2 separate regions of the Homo sapiens genome follow, and region 2 is linked to region 1. Evidence: chromatin loops called from intact Hi-C (ENCODE). Cell type or tissue: dorsolateral prefrontal cortex. All regions are shown on one strand. Links, peaks and the distances in the headings refer to the core of each region. The heading gives the core; the rest is flanking DNA.

Region 1 (10,752 bases), core at 2,753-10,752:
AGAGAAAAGAGAAAAAGAAGAACCACATTTTTTTCTGTGGGTGTGTTTTTTGATATCCAGGGATCCTGTAAGAACCCATTGTTAAATTTTCAAGATTTTGAAATTGCTAAGCACAATAAATATTAAATTTATATACTTAAATAAATTATATTAAAATGTGGCAATAAATACTTAAAACGTATCCCTTCCTGATTATGTCATGAGATTTTACTGTTACCTATGCTCTCGAGGATATGGATGTTTATTGCATCTGTGTGATGATATTTTTTTTTTTTTTTTTTTTTGAGACAGGATCTTGCTCTGTAGCCCAGGCTGGAGTGCGGTGACACAATCAAGGCTCACTGCACCCTCCACTTCCCAGGCTCAGGTGGTCCTCCTACCTCAGCCTCCCGAGTAGCTGGGACTATAAGCGTGCACCACCACACACGGCTAATTTTTGTATTTTTTGCAGAGACAGGGTTTCGGCATGTTGCCTAGGCCTGTCTCGAACTCCCGGGCTCAAGTCATCCACCTGCCTCGGGTTGGTAATATTATATAATGGCATGCTACTGTGCAGCTCTTTCCAACTCCATGTTCGATAATATCGCACACATTAGTAGCTTGAAATTTGTTGCTGTGGAAGTATATACACCATGGAAATAGGCAAGTGCTACACATGAGACTTGGATTTATTGTTTTATTGATTGTCTAGACTTAAGAAGGTGATGAAGAAAGTGTTAATGATCAAGATTGTGAGAGGAGAGTTTTCACAAAAGGTTAAAATTATGACTCTCAAGCAGGTATAATATGAATACAAGTCAATTATTTTACCTAACCCATTAATTAATGAGGGACCAGTAAGAAGTTACAACTGGGTTAAACGAGGATTTGCCTTGCACAGATTTACATTTTCTACCTGGTAAAATTCATTTGCATAACCTTGGACAGGTATCATTTGCTTAGCCATGGACATAAAAGATTTGCCCACTATCAATTTTTTATAAGTTAACATCTCTGCAAGGTTGTAAAATAAAAAGACAGACAAAGGCACATACCTCTATAGCATGAGATAATCCCTGGAGGCCCCAGAGATTTACTAAAAGAATATCCAGTAATCTTTTATCCACCTCAAAATCTTCCACAATTTTTCCTCAAGAGATTATATTTAAAGTATGTTATACCTGTAGCCATTATATTGTGAAAAGCACTAAAAAAATTAAGAAAATACTCTTAGAATTTGAAAACTATTATCCAACTTAGTAAAGAAGTGACATAATATTGATGAATAAGTGAAGTTCTTTTTTTTTTTTGAGACAGAGTCTCACTCTGTCCTGGAGTGCAGTGGCTTGATCTCAGCTCACCACAACCTCTACCTCCCGGGTTCAAGTGATTTTCCTGCCTCAGCCTCCTGAGTAGCTGGGATTACAGGTGCCCACCTCACAGCTAATTTTTGTATTTTTAGTGGAGACGGGCTTTTCCATGTTGACCAGGCTGGTCTTGAAATCCTAACCTCAGGTGTTCCGCCCACCTTGGCCTCCCAAAGTGCTGGGATTACAGGTGTGAGCACCATGTCCAGCCTGATGAGTGAGTGAAGTTCTGACGTAAATCTTTGTTGTTTTAGTCTTCTCTCACTCATTAGAGTAAATGAAAATACCAACCAACATACATGTTGAAACTATACTCATTCATCAATGATGTGAGTCACTTCTTTGCTGACTTGGACAGTATTCAAACATTTACTTGTAGTTTAATCTTCTCAAATCATGACTGAGATGCAACCATAAGTCAGCTACAGATAAGAATTTAGCAAAAGTTCTCAAAAGCATTCTATGAGAATCAACTGGCTCTGTGGAATTTGCAATAAAGAATATTATATATTTTCTTATTTGTAAGTTGTGTGCTACAATCCTTCATATCAGTAAAATGCACAATAAACATGTACACATATGAATGCCTACTTTTTTTTTCTTAGCCAACTGTTAAAAAATTTAACTACACACCACTGATGGAGATCCTCTGGATTCTTATCTGGATCATAGAATTTCCTTTAAAAATTTCTTTTTAATTTTACTCTATAAGAGTAAGAACATTTTATATCAAGAACCAGCATACACACACAGACACACACACACCTTTAAAACAATCATAAGACAATTATTTTTCCCTTTAACTCTAGACACATTCCAATCTATTCCATTCCAGTCCAGTCCATTTCAGTTAAAATAGTTGCCATTTCAGTATGATCTTACTATAGATCTCAGGAAGATTCCCATCTGCAGTTTGAAAAACTCTTACCTAAACTCAACTTTCAGCCCTCCCTCATCTCCCAATCTTCCTCCTCCTCCTCCTCTTCTTCTTCTTCTCCTCCTTCCTCACCCCTCACCCTCCCAGGCTCAGTCAATCCTCCCACCTCAGCATCCGGAATAGCTGGGACTACAGTTGCGTGCCACCACATCTGGCTAATTTTTGTGTATATATATATACATATATATATATATATATATATGTGTATATATATATATATATGTATATATATATATTTTTTTTTAAATACAGGGTCTCTCTGTGTTGCCCAGGCTGGTCTTGAACTCCTAGGCTCAAGTGATCCTCCTGCCTCAGCCTCCAAAAGTGCTGGGACTACAGGCATGAGCCACTGCACCTGGCCCCCTCCCAATTCTCTCCTTATTCCCACATCACACTTGAATTTGAAGGTCTGTCTCAGATGTCTTCTCCCTGATCAGTGAGTGGGCTAATCTCCAGAATTAGCTCTCTTCCCCAGTATTTTTTCACACTGGTACAATTGTATGTTCCTTTGTGTCTGGCCCTCCTGACTTACTCTACACAAAGGTGGGAACAACTTTGTACGCATCTCTGGAGCTTCAGCACATGACACAGTGCCTGGCACAGACAAGGCTTTTGAAAGTGTGTGGAATGAGTATATGAATGAACAGCTGAATGAATGAAATTCAGAATGCAATGCCTCTTATGAAAAGACAGCCTTCAGTAGAGTGATCACTCATTCAGTCTCATGAAATCTATAGGAATCAGACGAATCATCATGCCCTTTTCACTAGACAGAGAAACTGAGGCATCAAGGAGCAGAGTGACTTGTAGGGAAAAATACACACAGCTTATTCTTTGACCATCCTGTCAGCAGAAAAGGGAGGGGAAAATAGTTATGATGATTCTTGCTCAGAAGAAATCAAAAAAATCTCTCCCACACTGGCTGAAATAGGAAGTAAAGCTGAATGCTGATTTGCAGATGTTGGAAATCAAATTGCATCATGTGTAATGGAATTCTAGAAATTTGTAGGGTCAAAAAACAAACAAAATAACCAAACACACACTTTTCATTTCTTAGGCAATAGTACCAATAAAACGGTGTTAACCCAAATCACATTGCTTTATTTCAGCTTCAGTTACCCTGAAGAAAATTCCAGCCAACAACTTTCCACACTGTTGTTTAAGTAAGCTGACCCGGGTCTGGCTTTTATGTGAATTGTGAATTAGACATGGACACTTGTATTTTATTTATAGCAAAACGCCATTATTTATCGAGGGCTGATGATTGTTATGTCAACTACGTATAGTCTTTGGTAAATCTCCCATCACCCATAGAGGGATGTTACTATTATTATGCCTATTTCGCAGATGAGTAAACTAGATTTAACGCAGCTCTTCAGCCAGCAAGTGGCCAAGCTGGGGTTTGAACCCAGGGCTCCAAAGCCAAGATTTCCTCCAAAACATGTGAAGAGCCTCAGGCAACATGGCGCTGAACTTACCAGGAAGTATCAAAGGAGTCTGCAGGACTGAGCCTGCACTGTGTCTACTCCACCACAGGTGAGTGTACGGAGATAAAGAGGGAGTGCCTGGCAACCTGACCTGTGGCCCCTGGCTGGTGACCTTTGCCTTGACCCTCTGCTGTGTTTTTGCTTAGTGATTACAGATGGTCAGGGTCAAGGGCAGCTTGCCTTTATGGGTGATCTAGTGGAAAAAGTGCAGGTTTTGAAGGCAGACAGAGCTGGGCTTGAATCTGGACTTTATTATTTAACAGTTACGTAGATCTTCGACCTGGGACTGCCTCTCCCCGAACCCCAGGCTCCTCATTAAAAAGTGTGGCTGCATAAGACTTTCTTCACAGGTGTACTCTGAGCATGAAATGAGCTAACATGCATGGAGGCATGCAGTGAGGGTTGAATGACGCTAGCCCCTTTCCTTGCCACTCACAAGTACAGCCCTAACTGCTGAGAGTGCTGGGCCACCCAGAGAGAGAGAGAGAGAGAGAGCAAGGGCCTGCAGAGAAGGTCATCACAAGGACAGCAGCACCTTGCAGGTGTCAGGGGGACAAGGGACCAATGCTTTCACCTGCCCCGTGCTGCTTGATTTTGCTCAAACCCATTTACTCAGGCAGGGAAGAGATTGTCATTCTTTCTATATGAGGAAACTGAGACTCGAGTTGGATGACCAAGTGTGACGCCTCCCCCTCCTCCCCCCACACCCCAGGCATTCTCGAACCCACTTCATGAATTTGCCACTTCCATATACCACCCATAACGCAGTTTACTAAATATGTGTCCTCAAGTCTACTTGGTTGCTTACTTAAATTCATTGTCAAAGGAAACTTGACTTCACCACCATAAATGGGAAGCCAGCAGTGCAACTGTGGCCATAACAAAGAATACGATGGAAGTAAGTCCACTTGATTAAATTCCAGATAAACACACTATTGCCTGTGAACCTGGAGCCTGCCTGCTGTTGATGAAAAGGGAGATAAACAAAAGTCAAAGAAGCGTTCAAGACAAAGTAGCACCAGAGACTCTCTTCTTAACAGAGGCTTGAAAGCAAACTGAAAAGGGAAGAATCATTTCATATGTGGTCTGTGTTACCTAAAGGTACAGTCCCTGCATCATCAAAATCAACTCTGGGCTTCTAAAATCTCTCTAGTCAGGGAAACACTGATAGACCTGGTCCTACTTTTTGGGCTCTGAACTGTTGAGTGGCTTGCCAGCGGCAAGAGGGCTGAGAGGCACTGTCTCAGGCTGGCCTCGACCACTGAGCAGAGCTGTTTCTGCTGCTCCACGGGTCCGGAAATGCTCAGGGAGGGATGTGGGGGCTTTGCTTGCTCGGAACTTCCATTTCCCAGGCTCAGCAGCTATCAACTTTTCTCCCACAGATTGTTCTAGAAATGAGTCTGTCTGGACCCCCCCACACACACGTGGTTTGGCAGCGGCATGTTCACGCCTCTGTGTCTATTGTTGAGACCAGGGTTTGTCAATCTCAGCAGCGTTGGTGTTTGGGGCCAGAAAATCCTTCACTGTGCTGGGGCTGTCCTGGGCACTGCAGGACGTCTGACAGCGTCCCCAGCCTCTGCCCCCTGGGTGATGTTCATCTCCTTCCAGGAGTGACAACCAAAAATGTCTTATGGGGGACAACCCTCCCTCTCCCACCCCACTTGAAAGCACTGCTTTTGATGGAAAAAAACAAATGTGGTTTTTAGTCCCTGGGGAAAAGTCTACTATTAGTGGGATTTAGTTTGTTTGTTTATTTTACCTTCTTAGAGAAAGACTTACCTTTATAGATAAATTTGTAAGTTATAGTTATTATTCTTACCTCCTGACTAAAGACTAATAAAGCAGTTGGAAAAAAAGGGGGCATTTATTGTTTATGTCACTTGAGGCCAACTGAAAGCCAAGATAATGGACCAGAGGGTAGAAGAGGGAGGGAGAGGATAGGAGGAGGGAAGGAGGGAGGAAGGGAATGGCCACTGATTAAGCATCCCCCCGGGGTGCTGGGACCTCAAAACATTGTCTCCTTTCACTCACAGAATCCAACAGGGAAGGTTGGATGAGGACGGGAGACTAGAAAGGTCAAAGGGCAGGCAAGTGACTAGCTGGGTCCTCTCTCTGGCTGGGGAGCCCACACTCCCTTTTCTGGGGAGGAGAGAGGAGGAAAGAGTCAGTTCCAGGATTGGAGGGACTTGGAGCTCAGCTAGTCCTACCTTCCCAAACTCAGAGCTGTGATGTGAATTCCTTGAGGGCATCAGCTAATTGTCACTAGAATCCAAACTGTCACCAAGAAGACAGGGAAGAGGTAGACCTAGTGGATGTTGGTGAAGAGGGGCAAAGCAGGCTTCAACCCACACAGCCTGTCTCTTAGCCCTCTGCACTGCCCACGGCTCAGTCACATAGTCCTTCTCTGCATATGTGCACAGATAGGCTGGCCAAAGGGTGCTAAGAGCAATTAGCAAGGCAGGTAGTCAGCTGTCACGAACGGGGCCCCAGTGGGAGATGCTACAGGCTTGACATGAGGTCTTCTCAGACCCCTGTATCTTTTCTTCTATTTCTCTATCCTTCTAACTTAGCAAACTGCTACCTAACTGCAGCCAAAAGTGGACGTCTCATGGACCAGCCCCTTGCACCTGGAAAACCAGAGATCACACACAGGTCACCCCTCAGGTCAGAAAAGCCCATCGAAGTAATCTTAACCCTGCTTGGGTGATAAAGTCCAGCTCCCAGAGCAAGGGCCACATTCGCTTGTTTCATTAAACAGCATGGAAAGATTCAAGACTCGTCTCAACTGGCCATCCCCAGATCAGAGCAAGCCAATGAGCAGCCCCGTTACTGCCCTCGCCTTCTGCAGAAACGCCAGAGGACTAGAGAGGTTCATCAATTGTGATGGAAATTCTATCTGTGTGGCGTTTGTCTCTCTCCAGGTTTCTCTGCCTGCCGGATACCCAGGCTCACATCTGCTCCATGGCACACTTATTGAATATAATCCGAAAGAAAGTTGCTGGCAATCTGGAGAAAGACGAACCCTTCCCGTTTCTGAGACGGAAGGACTTCTCAGGTGAGAAGCACTTTTACATGCATCGCCCCCTTCCGAGTGCCCCAGTGCCTCCAGGAGGGCAGGTGACTGTCGAGGCTGTGGCTCTGTTTGCGACACAGAGCCGCCATCTACTCTCCTGGGGTCAGAAAGTCCGTTGGCAAGTTTCAGATAATAACTCAGCTAATTTGGGTGGAGCTCTCTCTACTTTTGTTTCCCAAAGGAAAGACGCCAGAGATGGAAAGATGTTAGAGAAACAGAAGAATGAACTCGGCTGAACTAAGAAAGGCAGTCCTTGGCAGGATGTGGGGAGGGTAGTGCCTCCGGCCAACACAATAGGATTCACCTGGGAGAGGGGCCAGCTCCGGAGATTTCTGAGAGGCTCCTCCTCCAGAAGGATCAGCCAGGTCCCGGCAGCTCAACCGGGCCAAGGTGCCGGAGACCCTCGGACTCTGCAGACTGTCCAGTAGGGGGCACTGTTGCCTCCACACTGGCCGACCTCAAACACCTTCTGCTCCTGGTGTGCCCCTCCCCAAGGTCCTCCCCCAGGAGTGGAAGGCCGTCTCCAGCCCTGAAGAGACTCAAGGATCCTACCTGTCTGCAAGCCACCCCAGGCTGGCCTACCTGGCAGAGCCTGGGTGACATCCTGCATCCTCAGGGATGACACAGCAATCACTACAGCTGCTGTTTACTGAGCACCTACTATGTGCCAGATGCTTTCACTGTGTGACCTCATTAAAACTCCACCGGAGCCCTCTGACTGGGGTATTATTAGTCCCACTTTACAAATAAGAAAGGCAGCTTCAGAGGCCACACAGTCCATAAACATCAAAGCATAAGCGTCTCAGGTCTTTCCAGGTGGGAAGTTTGGGCCCCTTCCACTGTCCCCGACAGTGTCAGATCCTGTGGTTCCAGAGGGCTGCCTGTCCCCTGGGATCCAGGGCTGGGCGTGTATTATCTTGTGAGCTAGGTAATATTTTATACAAAAGCACAGAGCGGTCAGACGCCTGCCCAAGATTGCATAGACACCGCAAGTAGAGCCAGGATTTGAGCCTGGACTTCCGGGATCCAAGGCCCATATTCTTTCCATTACCTGGCCCGCCCCCTGTAGAGGGCCCATCAAAAACACCGCGTCCTTGCTTGCCCAAACCAACAGGAGGCCTCTTCCATGATCTCTTTCACTATGGCTTTCATCCCCTATTAATGCATTCTTGTGAATTTGGGGCTTTCTAGGCCTTCTCAGGTTGGCCAGGTCCACACAAGCTCATTGGCCTCTCTGGCCTCAATTTCCCCACCGGAAAATAGAGATTTCAAGGCATGGGCGGGCAGGGCTGCTGGTATGGAATAAGACCCCGATTCTGGTTCTGGTTGGGGGTGGCCGGCAGGCTTTTTCCACCGCCAGGGTCAGGGAGGCTTTGCATACTTGTGTGGGCGGCGGAGCAACTGCCCCCACGTGAGCCCCTGAACAAAGAGGCCTCAGAGCACCTCTCCTCGCACCACTCGCCGCCTCCAGCGCCCGCCGCCAGCCGGCTCAATAGAGCGCTTGTGGCCGCGCTGAGGAGCTGCGGCCCAGGCTCGGCGCATTGTGCATTGTCTGAGTCCCGGCGCCGCGGCCAAGGGTCGCTCCATCAAGGTCGCGCCTGGGAGGACGGGGGCTGGGGGGCGCGCGCGGGAATTGCCGGCCGCTGGGCAGCGACACGGTGCATTTGTCTCAGCGCTAGGGGTCACGGGGACTTTCAAAAGAAAGGCTTCCGGGCGCCCCTCTGCCCCTGATAAAGGCACCCATTGCTGCTCTCAACCCAACCCAGGCAAAACCCCACATTCCTCAACAGAGCCCTGAACTGAAATGACCCAGCAACCCACGGTGGAGTGAACCTCAGCTGAAGCCAAATGTTCGCTTTTCACTGAACTGAAACAACACTTGGGCGTTTTCCAAAATCATTCACTGGGAACATTTGTGCATTTGTTTATTCATTTAATAAACGCTCACTGGTCACTGCCCTGTGGTCCAGGCACAGTTCAAGGCGCCAGGGCTCCTTGTGGGGTAAGCAGTGAGGTCTGCCTGGTGGAGTCACAGATACGGAAACAGGATGGCACAGTCAATAAATGGTTGCCACTCCACATTCTCAGGGCAAGCACAGTGCCTGGCTCAGGTAGGGACTCAGCCTGTTCCCTGGAGGAATGAAGACAGGGAGGGGGCGAGGTGGGGACCCTAATAGAAGCGTGGCTCTGGTCTGTAATACAAGCACTTTAGGAGGCCGGGGCAGGAGGATCATTTGAGCCCAGGAGTTCAAGACCAGCCTAGGCAACATAGCAAGACTCCATCTCTACAAAAAATAAAAAAAACTAATTCGCCAGGTGTCGTGGTGCGTGCCTATAGTCCCAGCTACTCCAGAGGCTGAGGTGAGAGGATCGCTTGAGTCTGGGAGGTCAAGGCTGCAGTGAGCCATGACGGTGCCACTGCACTCCAGCCTGGGCCACAGAGCAAGACTCTCTCTAAAATAAGTAAATAAAAGTGTGGCCAGGTGCTGCGGGATCAGAGAAGTAAGGTCTGCTACTTTTCCGGGCAGTCAACATCTGAAAGAAACCTGAATTTACCCTACCTGAACTACGTGTTTTTAAACTGAAAGAAATCAAGTAATACAAGAATAACGAGAGGTTCAATTGAGTTTTCAAAGGTCCGGAAGGTGTCCTGAGCAAAATGCCAGGTTGGTCGTTAATCATGCATTCATTCATCCATCATTCTTTCATTCAACCAACACTTATGGATGAAGCACCCACTCTAAGCTAGAATCTGTGGGGATTTACCCACACCCAGGTCCTTCTAGTTTCTTTAACAATGAAAAAGCAACTCTTAAAAAGCCCACTCAGGGGCCGGGTGCGGTGGCTTACACCTGTCATCCCAGCACTCTGGGAGACCGAGGTGGGCAGATCACTCGAGGCCAGGAGTTCAAGACCAGTCTGGCCAATATGGCAGAACCCTGTCTCTACTAAAAAAAATTAGCCAGGTATGGTGGCGCATGACTGTAATCCCAGCTACTTGGGAGGCTAAGGCACAAGTATCGCTTGAACCTGGGAGGTGGAGGTTTCAGTGAACCAAGATCATGCTACTGCACTCCAGCATGGGTGACAGAGCGAGACTGTCCCAAAAAAAAAAAAAAAAAAAAAAAAAAAAGGAAAGGAGAAAAAGAAAAAAAGCCCACTCAGGGATTGGGGCCTGCAGAAGATCTGGACTCAAATTTTATAGCAAGTGGCTTAAATAAGAAATGGAATTTGAGCTAATTTCCTCACTTACAAGGCTGCCTGCCTGCCTTACAGGGATTTGGGGAGAGTAATGTATAGAAAGTGCCTTCCTCAATGGAGCCGGCATCACCATAATCTGCTATGTGTGCCCTGGTCTTTACAGTTAACAAATCTCCTTCACTTGCAAAATTTCATTTTGTTTTCACCATAATCCCAGGAGTTCAGCAGGACTGCTATGTTTAATAGTCACCTTTACAGAGCAGGAAATTGAGGGTCAGAGAGATGAAGCAACTTACCAAGTTCACACAGCAACTCAGCGTTAGAACTGAGACGAAAACACAGAGTTTGAATCTAAAGCTTTGAGGGTTGGTCTGATTCTGTTGACAAAGCTTCATGACAATGCCAGAAGACTCTGGGGACTGGTATTTCCAAAGTAATTAGTCACATCTAACATAGGAGAGACTTAGGATCAAGCACCAAAGATCTGCCACCTATTTTGGGCATGTGAGTAGCCCAAGGAATGTTCTAGAAGGAATACCTGGTGAGAGAAATCATGTTTCCCAAAGATGGCCACAACAGTAGCTCCCATCCCACATGCTGTACCTGTAGTAGGACTGTCTCATTCTCTCATTAGGATGTGGGGTCTAATTTGCCTCCCCTGGAATCTGGGCTGGCCTTACAGACTTGCTTGACAAATATAAAGTGGTC
Region 2 (8,000 bases), core at 1-8,000, 250 kb after region 1:
CCATATGACTATGAATTAACAAACTGAAATCTTTTCCTAGAAAGTGTTTTCTTTTTTTCATTTAAAGGCCTATTTTGTTTCAATTCTTAAAAAAAAAAACAGCACTATATTTTATAGATTTTAGCTTAAATATTTTTGTGCCTTGTAAGGTCTTAATACAGGAAACAGCATTGTAAAGATGCTAAAAACTAATACCATGGTCTGGCTTGTACACAAAAACCTATTTAAAGTTTATTATTTAACTTAAAATTAGCAGAATAATTCCTGTTGAAGGCCTTTTCTACATTGTAGCTTTTTGATAATTTCCAAATTTGGAGAGTCCAGGAGCCAGTCTGATAGATATAACTGTCTGAACACTAGCTTATGTTACCATTTAATTTATCCTGAATTGGAGAGTCTCATTAAATCAGTTTCTTTGTCCATGTTTCCATGCATGCTGAGTTTTCTGTGATACTGTCATCTTCTTTAGCCTGGCCTTAAGGATTTAGAATGCCCAAGAGCATGTGTGTCAGAAATGACAGTTGTCATTTACTTTTACTAATTTTTTTTGTTCATTTTAGAAATTTTCTTAGAAGTGCTTTTCTTGGTGGATTTTTTTTTTCAGGTACTTAGGAAATTTCGAGCACATGAGACCAACCTGCTTATTGCAACAAGTATTGTAGAAGAGGGTGTTGATATACCAAAATGCAACTTGGTGGTTCGTTTTGATTTGCCCACAGAATATCGATCCTATGTTCAATCTAAAGGAAGAGCAAGGGCACCCATCTCTAATTATATAATGTTAGCGGATACAGACAAAATAAAAAGTTTTGAAGAAGACCTTAAAACCTACAAAGCTATTGAAAAGGTAAGATCAACATATTAACATGTGCCGGCAGATTGGGAAAAAAAATTAATGTGGCTTCTTTGTTATTCTTTGTATCCATAGGAACAGATAATGAGTTTTATCTACAGGCAATAATCTCAAAAGAGGTGTACTCTGTGTACATTGTAAGGAAGTTGAGAATGATCACAAAGACCCGGCAGTGTTATACAAAGTGTTTGAAAGGGCACAATAAGATAACAGTGAAAATGATCATCACATATGTTATTTGGGATGAACGTCTGGGAAATTGCATTGCAAATATGGACAGTAACTGTTGACTGCTTAAGTTATTGAGTGATTGGAAAATGATGACATGGTAGTTACATTCAGAAAGACTAACAGTCGTGTGTGTGTGTGTGTGTGTGTGTGTGTGTGTCTGTGTAGGCACGGTACAGTATAGACTTTGTACCATATGGTAAGGGTCTCCATACGATTGGAACTGGGAGGGATTCATTGGAAGAAGGTGTCTGCAGCAGGTTACTTTGGAGTACTGAAGTATGTTTAGGAGAGAGAGAGATATTTTCAGGAGAGTTTTTTCTGTAGGTACAGAGGCAGACAGCATACAGCAGAGAGGATGTGTTTTCATCATAAGTTCTGTTTTTTAAATGTTCAGATCTTGAGAAACAAGTGTTCCAAGTCGGTTGATACTGGTGAGACTGACATTGATCCTGTCATGGATGATGATGACGTTTTCCCACCATATGTGTTGAGGCCTGACGATGGTGGTCCACGAGTCACAATCAACACGGCCATTGGACACATCAATAGGTATGGCATCATATCATTTGTGTGGAAAACCTGGGAATGTTGCACAGTTTAAGTCTAAACCTGTACATTTTGTATTGTTGACATTTTGCGGTTACCAGTCTTTACTTAGACTTGCCATATTTTCGATAAAGAAAAGTTACTTCTTTTTTCATTTTTTTTTAAATCAAAAGGCAAAAACAGTATCGTGCAGCAATAAAAGTTCAGTATTCCTTGGCAAGGCTAACATAATGAAGGCATTTTAAATTAGGTTTAATTTAATTTTATAATTCTCACCAATTTTTTTCTAAATCCTGAAATTTTTTGTTTTGTGCCATAACCATTGGGTAATGTTGAATTTTCCCCTAGCAATAAAGTAAGATTGTGATAAACTAATTTATGTTTTTGGGTACATTGTAATTTACTTTGTCCAGAGCTGATAATAAAATTTCTAAGAGCTAAGAACAGCAAATGCATTCCTGGATTATATACCAGGATAATTTCTATTCAGAGACAAAAGAGCAAGTATAAGATTTTCTTTGTAACCTTTTATTTTGAAACAATTTCAAACTTTAAAGTGTTGTAAGAATACTAGAATTCCGCATATGCCTTTCACCCAGACACCAAGAGAGACTCATTCAGTTTCATGAGAATGTTCTTTGTAGCCAAAGTATCTACCTTAGAGTCAGGAGTTGTCCTCAACTCCTGTTGTCACATCTTCCTAGTCTCCTTCAATCTGGAACCATTCTTTAGTCTCTCCTTGACTTTAATGACCTTGAAACTTTGGAAGATAGATAGGCTGTCATTTTGTAGTCTTACTGTCAGTCTGGGTTTGTCTGCTATTTTCTTATGATGAGACCCAGGTTACAAATTTTTGGGCAGCACATCACTGAGACGATGGTGTCCTCTCCTCATCCTAGCTTACCAAGTCGCACACCATGTTGATTTGTGCCCTTACCGGTGGTAACTTAGATCACTTGAGTGAAGTCTGCCAGTTTTCTCTACTGTAAAGTTCCCTTTCACCCCTTTTATAATTAGTAGATATTTCATGGGGAGATACTTTGAGACGGTATAAAATTTGTTCCTTTTCCCAGTTTGACTCATTAGTGTAAGCATTCTTTGATATTTCTGGCCCAAATTGATTATTACTATGATGGCTACTAAATGATTTTCTAACTCCATTATTTCTGTATTTATTAGTTGGCATTCTACCATCCATTTCTTCTCTCCGTTTATTCATTCTTATATTATCATTTTTTAATGTCAGTGTGAACTTATGGACTCCTGTTTTATTTAATGGGTTATAATCTATCATTATCATTTACTGTTTGTTTTGATGTTAAAATTGTTTCATATTTGGCCAGTGGGAACCCCTTAAAGCTGGTTTCTTTGTCTTTTTAACATCTCACTATTATTCCTTGAATACTTCCTTGTTTTATGGCGCAAGACATTCTAGACTGCCCCAGCCTTGATGTTGGCAATTTCCTCGAATTTAGTGGAGAAAAAGTTGTAGTTAGAAACCAAGAACTGGATACTAGGTTTATTCATTGCTACCGGTGTGTTGCTGCTGCCAGGCGTTTTAGTGGACAGAGCTAGAATGTTTGTTTGTTCATGTTTACATCTGTATTTGTTTCAGTGTCTATCTGTTGATATCTCTATTTTCAGTGTGACACTAGAGGTTTCATTCTAGATTTCCTCCTTTCTGTCTTTGTACCTCCTTTCTCTAATAATCAGAAATTTGGCTCCCATTGTCCTCAAAATAATTAGTGTTCAGTCTTCCTGTATGTAGCCAGTCTCCCTGCTCTGTAGGGCTGCAACTGTGGTCAGGTGCCCTTGCTGCACAGGTCGCAACCTCACAGGGCTGCTGCCCATTCCAGCACCCTCCTGATGTGGGTCCTGTCCCAGCATCCCTTTCTGGGCTAGCTTTCTGCCCTGTTCCAACCTTCCCTGGTGCTGTTGCTCAGTGAGTTGCTAGTTCTACTGTCCTTTTTGTGTCAGCACTGGGCTGTCCCGCCCTCTGCTGATGCCTTCCTTATATGTGTGCTGGTAGTTGGTGGGAAATGTAAGATGATTAAGGAAAAAACATTGGCAGTATGTTTTCTTACTGGATTCTGAACAATACTTTGTGCTCTATTATGGTAACACTCGACACATGTTACTATTTAAATTCAAAATTCAATTTAAAATAAAATAAAAAATGGAGTTTCGTAGTTGTACTTCTCACATTTCAAGTGCTCACCAGCCACTGCCCTGTTGGGCATCGAAGATATAGAACATCTTTGCAGAAGTTCTGTTAGACAACACTATTCTGTCTTATTCGAAGTTTGAAGCAGTAAAGTTTAAATGCCACATATAAATACAAATTCAGTAGAGGGGAAGAGGCACATGACAAATCAAACTCGAGGTTATAAATATCAATATTTTCTCAGTTGTAGATTCAGCCTCAGAATTTCTTTTTCTTCACAGATACTGTGCTAGATTACCAAGTGATCCGTTTACTCATCTAGCTCCTAAATGCAGAACCCGAGAGTTGCCTGATGGTACATTTTATTCAACTCTTTATCTGCCAATTAACTCACCTCTTCGAGCCTCCATTGTTGTAAGTTTAGAAGAAGAAATGATTGTTATCTTTTAAAATGTGTCATTAGTGGATTTTTTCAGCTTTTCTAAGACTTGCAAGTTATAGGTAAATTTGATTTTAAAATCTACTTTCATGAGCAGGAGCCTTGTGTTGACAGACCAAAAATAAAAATAAAAACCAAATTTACTTTCAAAAGTAGATTTATAGATTGCTTTTGTAGTCATCTACATGTTCATATTTGTAATAGACTGTCTAATTTACAGATACTTAGAACTGGACTAGGTGATCTCTGAAGTTTCTTCTAAGGTGTTACTAACATGCACATTTTTGACAGAATCATTCAACTGTGGCTTAGACACTTAGAGTAATATAAAACTTATTATAGATCGTTGCGTTGTCCTAGTTATTTTGTTGGTGACTCAAAAATCTGCTTTTTGTAAATACTGTTCTTGGTCTCAGTACTGATTTCCAAGTGTTCCAAGGTGACTAATTTCTATTGCACATAAAAAGCTGCTCAATACTGTTAATGTTATAGCTATGTTTTGATAAATCTTTCTTTTTGTTACATATTTATTGATTAGTAAAAATAAGATACTTTAAAATCTTACTGAAATTTAAATTCATCAAAATTGTAAAATCTTAATTATGACTTAGTTTTTACTAGGCAGGACTTTTAAAGATGAATATTTCAAATATGGAGATTAGAATTTTTAAAAACTTGCTGGAATTTTTCAAAATAAAGAATTTTGTTTTGGTAAATTGAACTTTAAAAATGTTGGGGCAGTGGTTTCATAGGTGTTTCATGTGCTAGAGGTAATACAGCGATGTGCATATATAATGGAAAGGTTTTTGTTATTTTCAGGGTCCACCAATGAGCTGTGTACGATTGGCTGAAAGAGTTGTAGCTCTCATTTGCTGTGAGAAACTGCACAAAATTGGTAAGGATGTTTGAAAAGCATATACGAATGAAAATAAATTGCAACCATTGTAAAAAAAAAGCATATAGAGGACTTTATAGATCTGTAAGGATTTTGTAGAGCTATTCACTTGCTGATCTTAATGTGCTTTGGTGAATATAAACATAAGTGTTAGTAACTTGAAGATCCTACATTGTTGTGGGAGCTCTTTGTTTTCCATAGCTTGACTGCAAACAACTGTCATTTATTTGCTCTCTTTAATGACTCCTTTTAAGTACATAAAGGTCTTTTCGTAATTGTTGAATCATGCACCATGAACACTTGTGTTTTAATATGTCAGTCTCTCAAATTAGTCTATACTAGTATAGAAATTAATCCTTTTTTAAAAAATGAACTCAGTTTCTTTTTTTTTTTTTTCTCAATCCTGCTCCTGTATAAGTGGACCCATTTTCTATGGCCATTTTATTTAGCATTGATATGTGGTGATGTCATGTTTAGATGTTTTTGTTTCTGAACCTTAGAACAGAATTTGCAGTCCAGCTCATATTGGAATATATGGATGCCAAAATAGACTTTGCCTGAAGTGTGAATCTGATTACTTTTAAATTGTAAAAGGCAAAGGTGCTTTAGTTTCCATTACTTTTCCAGGTCCTTCTAACATAGTTCTGTTCTAAATTCTTTACTAATTAATCAGGCAAAATCTGGATTGTGTTAATTCTCTCTTTAAATTTGTTAGGCGAACTGGATGACCATTTGATGCCAGTTGGGAAAGAGACTGTTAAATATGAAGAGGAGCTTGATTTGCATGATGAAGAAGAGACCAGTGTTCCAGGAAGACCAGGTTCCACGAAACGAAGGCAGTGCTACCCAAAAGCAGTTAGTATTGGTTAGAACAGAGTAAAAACCTAGCATTTCTGACTTTGTTTTCCGCTACATCAAATCTCAGTTCCTCTGCTTGGCTGGCTTCCCACACCCTTACAGTTTGGCCCACTCTGGATCTCAGCTCCTTTCTCCGATTCACAGCTTCTCTCAGATCAGCCTCTTTCCTTCCTAATGTAGAATGTGTGCTCTTCCACTTCAGAGGTTGCTTTTGTTTTTCTTCTCAAAAGGATTCTTGGACCCATCTGTCATATTCTATCCAGAATGAGATTATTTCATTTAAATAGACATTCTTTGTTTCATTCAGTTTAGTGGTGTGATTCTTGTTTTACTTATGATTTGGGGCTAAGACAGAAGAGGATTTGTGTGATAAAATAAGCAAGTGAAAAGATGCCCTCTCAAGATGACAGGTACACTGGAAGGTAGAAGCACAAATATCTGTCAGGAGTTATGTCAGATTCCCAGTGTGGGCCATTGGGAATCGAAATAAGTTATTTCCATGGAGTGTTTCCAGCTCAATCTGTGGGCATCCTAGCAGAGTTCACACATGAAAGCATCTCTAAATCTAACTTCTAGTAATAGACAAACTTGGCTGAAGTATTTATTTTTAAAATATTTGTTAATATTTTTACCTCATAAGAACCCCAAGCAAAAGCAGAATTTTGCTGTGTGTAGTAGTCCCGCTTACCCTTGGAGGGTATGTTCCAAGACCCACAGTGGAAACTGCAGATAGTACCGATCCTCCAGCAGCTCAACGTTGTTTCATTAGAACGTTGACAAGGAAAAAAAAAATCGTTCCCAGCCAGGGCCACTGTCTCTATGTGGGGTTGGCACATTCTCCTCATGTCTGCTTACTCCGGTTTCCTACTACATCCCAAAACTGTGCACATCAGGTGAACTGGCGTGTCTGCACTGCCCCACTGTGAGTGAGCATGGGGATGCATGTGCGTGTGCCCTGCCACAGAGTGGTGTCCTGTCCGGGATGGGTTCCTGCATGGGGCCCTGAGCTGCCAGGATAGACTCTGGCACCCTTGGCCCTGAACTGGAATAAGTGGGTGAATAATCATCTTCCTTGTTTTTATTCATCTTTCTTAAGTGTATCTATAGCTCACATTTATTTTAATGCTTAATATTAAAAGTGTTTTTTTTTAATTTAGAAATTTGGTGATGTTTTTGTGATCAGAAATGTGCTGGAGGAATTTAACTGATTTATGTCAATTAGCCTGTGGGAAAATTGGTTTCTTTCTACCAATTGGTTGTTTCCCTTAGCCAGTTTCTAAGAACCTGCCGAAGACATTAAGTGAGGACTTACAGCATATATTATGCTTTTTAAAATACGTTTGTACATATTTATGATAGTTTAAGATATAAATTAGGCACAGTAATAACAAAATAGAACAATTGTAACCATATACTGTAATAAAAGTTATGTGAATGTGGTCTCTCTCAAAATACTGTACTGTACACACCTGTTATTGGACCGTGACTGACCTCAGGTTACTGAAACCATGGAGGCTGCAGATAAGCGGGGACTGCTGTGCCTGTATGTTAGCCTAAATATGTGTTTCTTTGGTTTTGCTTATGCAGTTTTACCAAGTTTTTACTTTATAAAATTTTGCACCCAGCTTAGCATTTTCAAGATTCAGAATCATGTTTTTAAAAAATCATGAATGTTACCCATTTTCCCAAAATGCATGTTTTCCTCATACCAAATTTTCACGTGAGACTAGTTTCATGTGATAAAGTCGTTAATGATAAGTGTTTCTAAAAGCATAGTATTGGCTGGGTGTGGTGGTTCACACCTGTGATCCCAGCATTTTAGGAGGCTGAGGCAGGAGGATCACTTGAGGCCAGGAATCCGAGACCAGCCTGGTCAACATAGTGAGACCTTGTCTCTACAAAAAAAGAAAAGCATAGTACTGCCTGGCATCCTGTTTAATTAATAGATACATTCTTTATTTTCTGATTCTCTATTAAATATAACTGTCTCTTTTACCAGCATTTTTGTACCTTT

The links. Peaks named below come from ENCODE experiments on the same cell type or tissue, not always from the same donor. Only the 100,000 strongest peaks of a DNase experiment are listed, where the experiment ranks them.
Region 2: it touches region 1 in a loop (2.3-fold over the local background); 4 of 110 quality-filtered maps call a loop at or near these places.

The regions. Positions count from the first base shown.
Region 1 is chr14:95,358,146-95,368,897 of GRCh38, reverse strand. All of the region lies in intron 2 of LOC107984710 (a long non-coding RNA gene), which reads right to left. It overlaps LOC105370638 (a long non-coding RNA gene), which reads left to right and starts at 6,618. Exons shown (of 2, transcript XR_944172.1): 1 at 6,618-6,825; 2 at 7,025-7,552. RefSeq lists enhancers at 7,669-8,288, 8,289-8,909. In dorsolateral prefrontal cortex, for the core only: CTCF peaks have their summits at 7,250 (motif pointing right) and 8,318; DNase peaks (open chromatin) are centred at 5,167, 7,237 and 8,337; H3K4me3 peaks cover 709 bases; H3K27ac peaks cover 4,546 bases; H3K27me3 peaks cover 3,633 bases.
Region 2 is chr14:95,109,300-95,117,299 of GRCh38, reverse strand. DICER1 (dicer 1, ribonuclease III) reads left to right here. Exons shown (of 27, transcript NM_177438.3): 10 at 605-847; 11 at 1,479-1,633; 12 at 4,076-4,208; 13 at 5,053-5,128; 14 at 5,844-5,983. Among named protein-coding and RNA genes, the nearest start is that of MIR3173, 25 kb to the left of the region's middle. In dorsolateral prefrontal cortex, for the core only: a CTCF peak has its summit at 3,598 (motif pointing left); DNase peaks (open chromatin) are centred at 3,589 and 6,901; H3K27ac peaks cover 4,411 bases.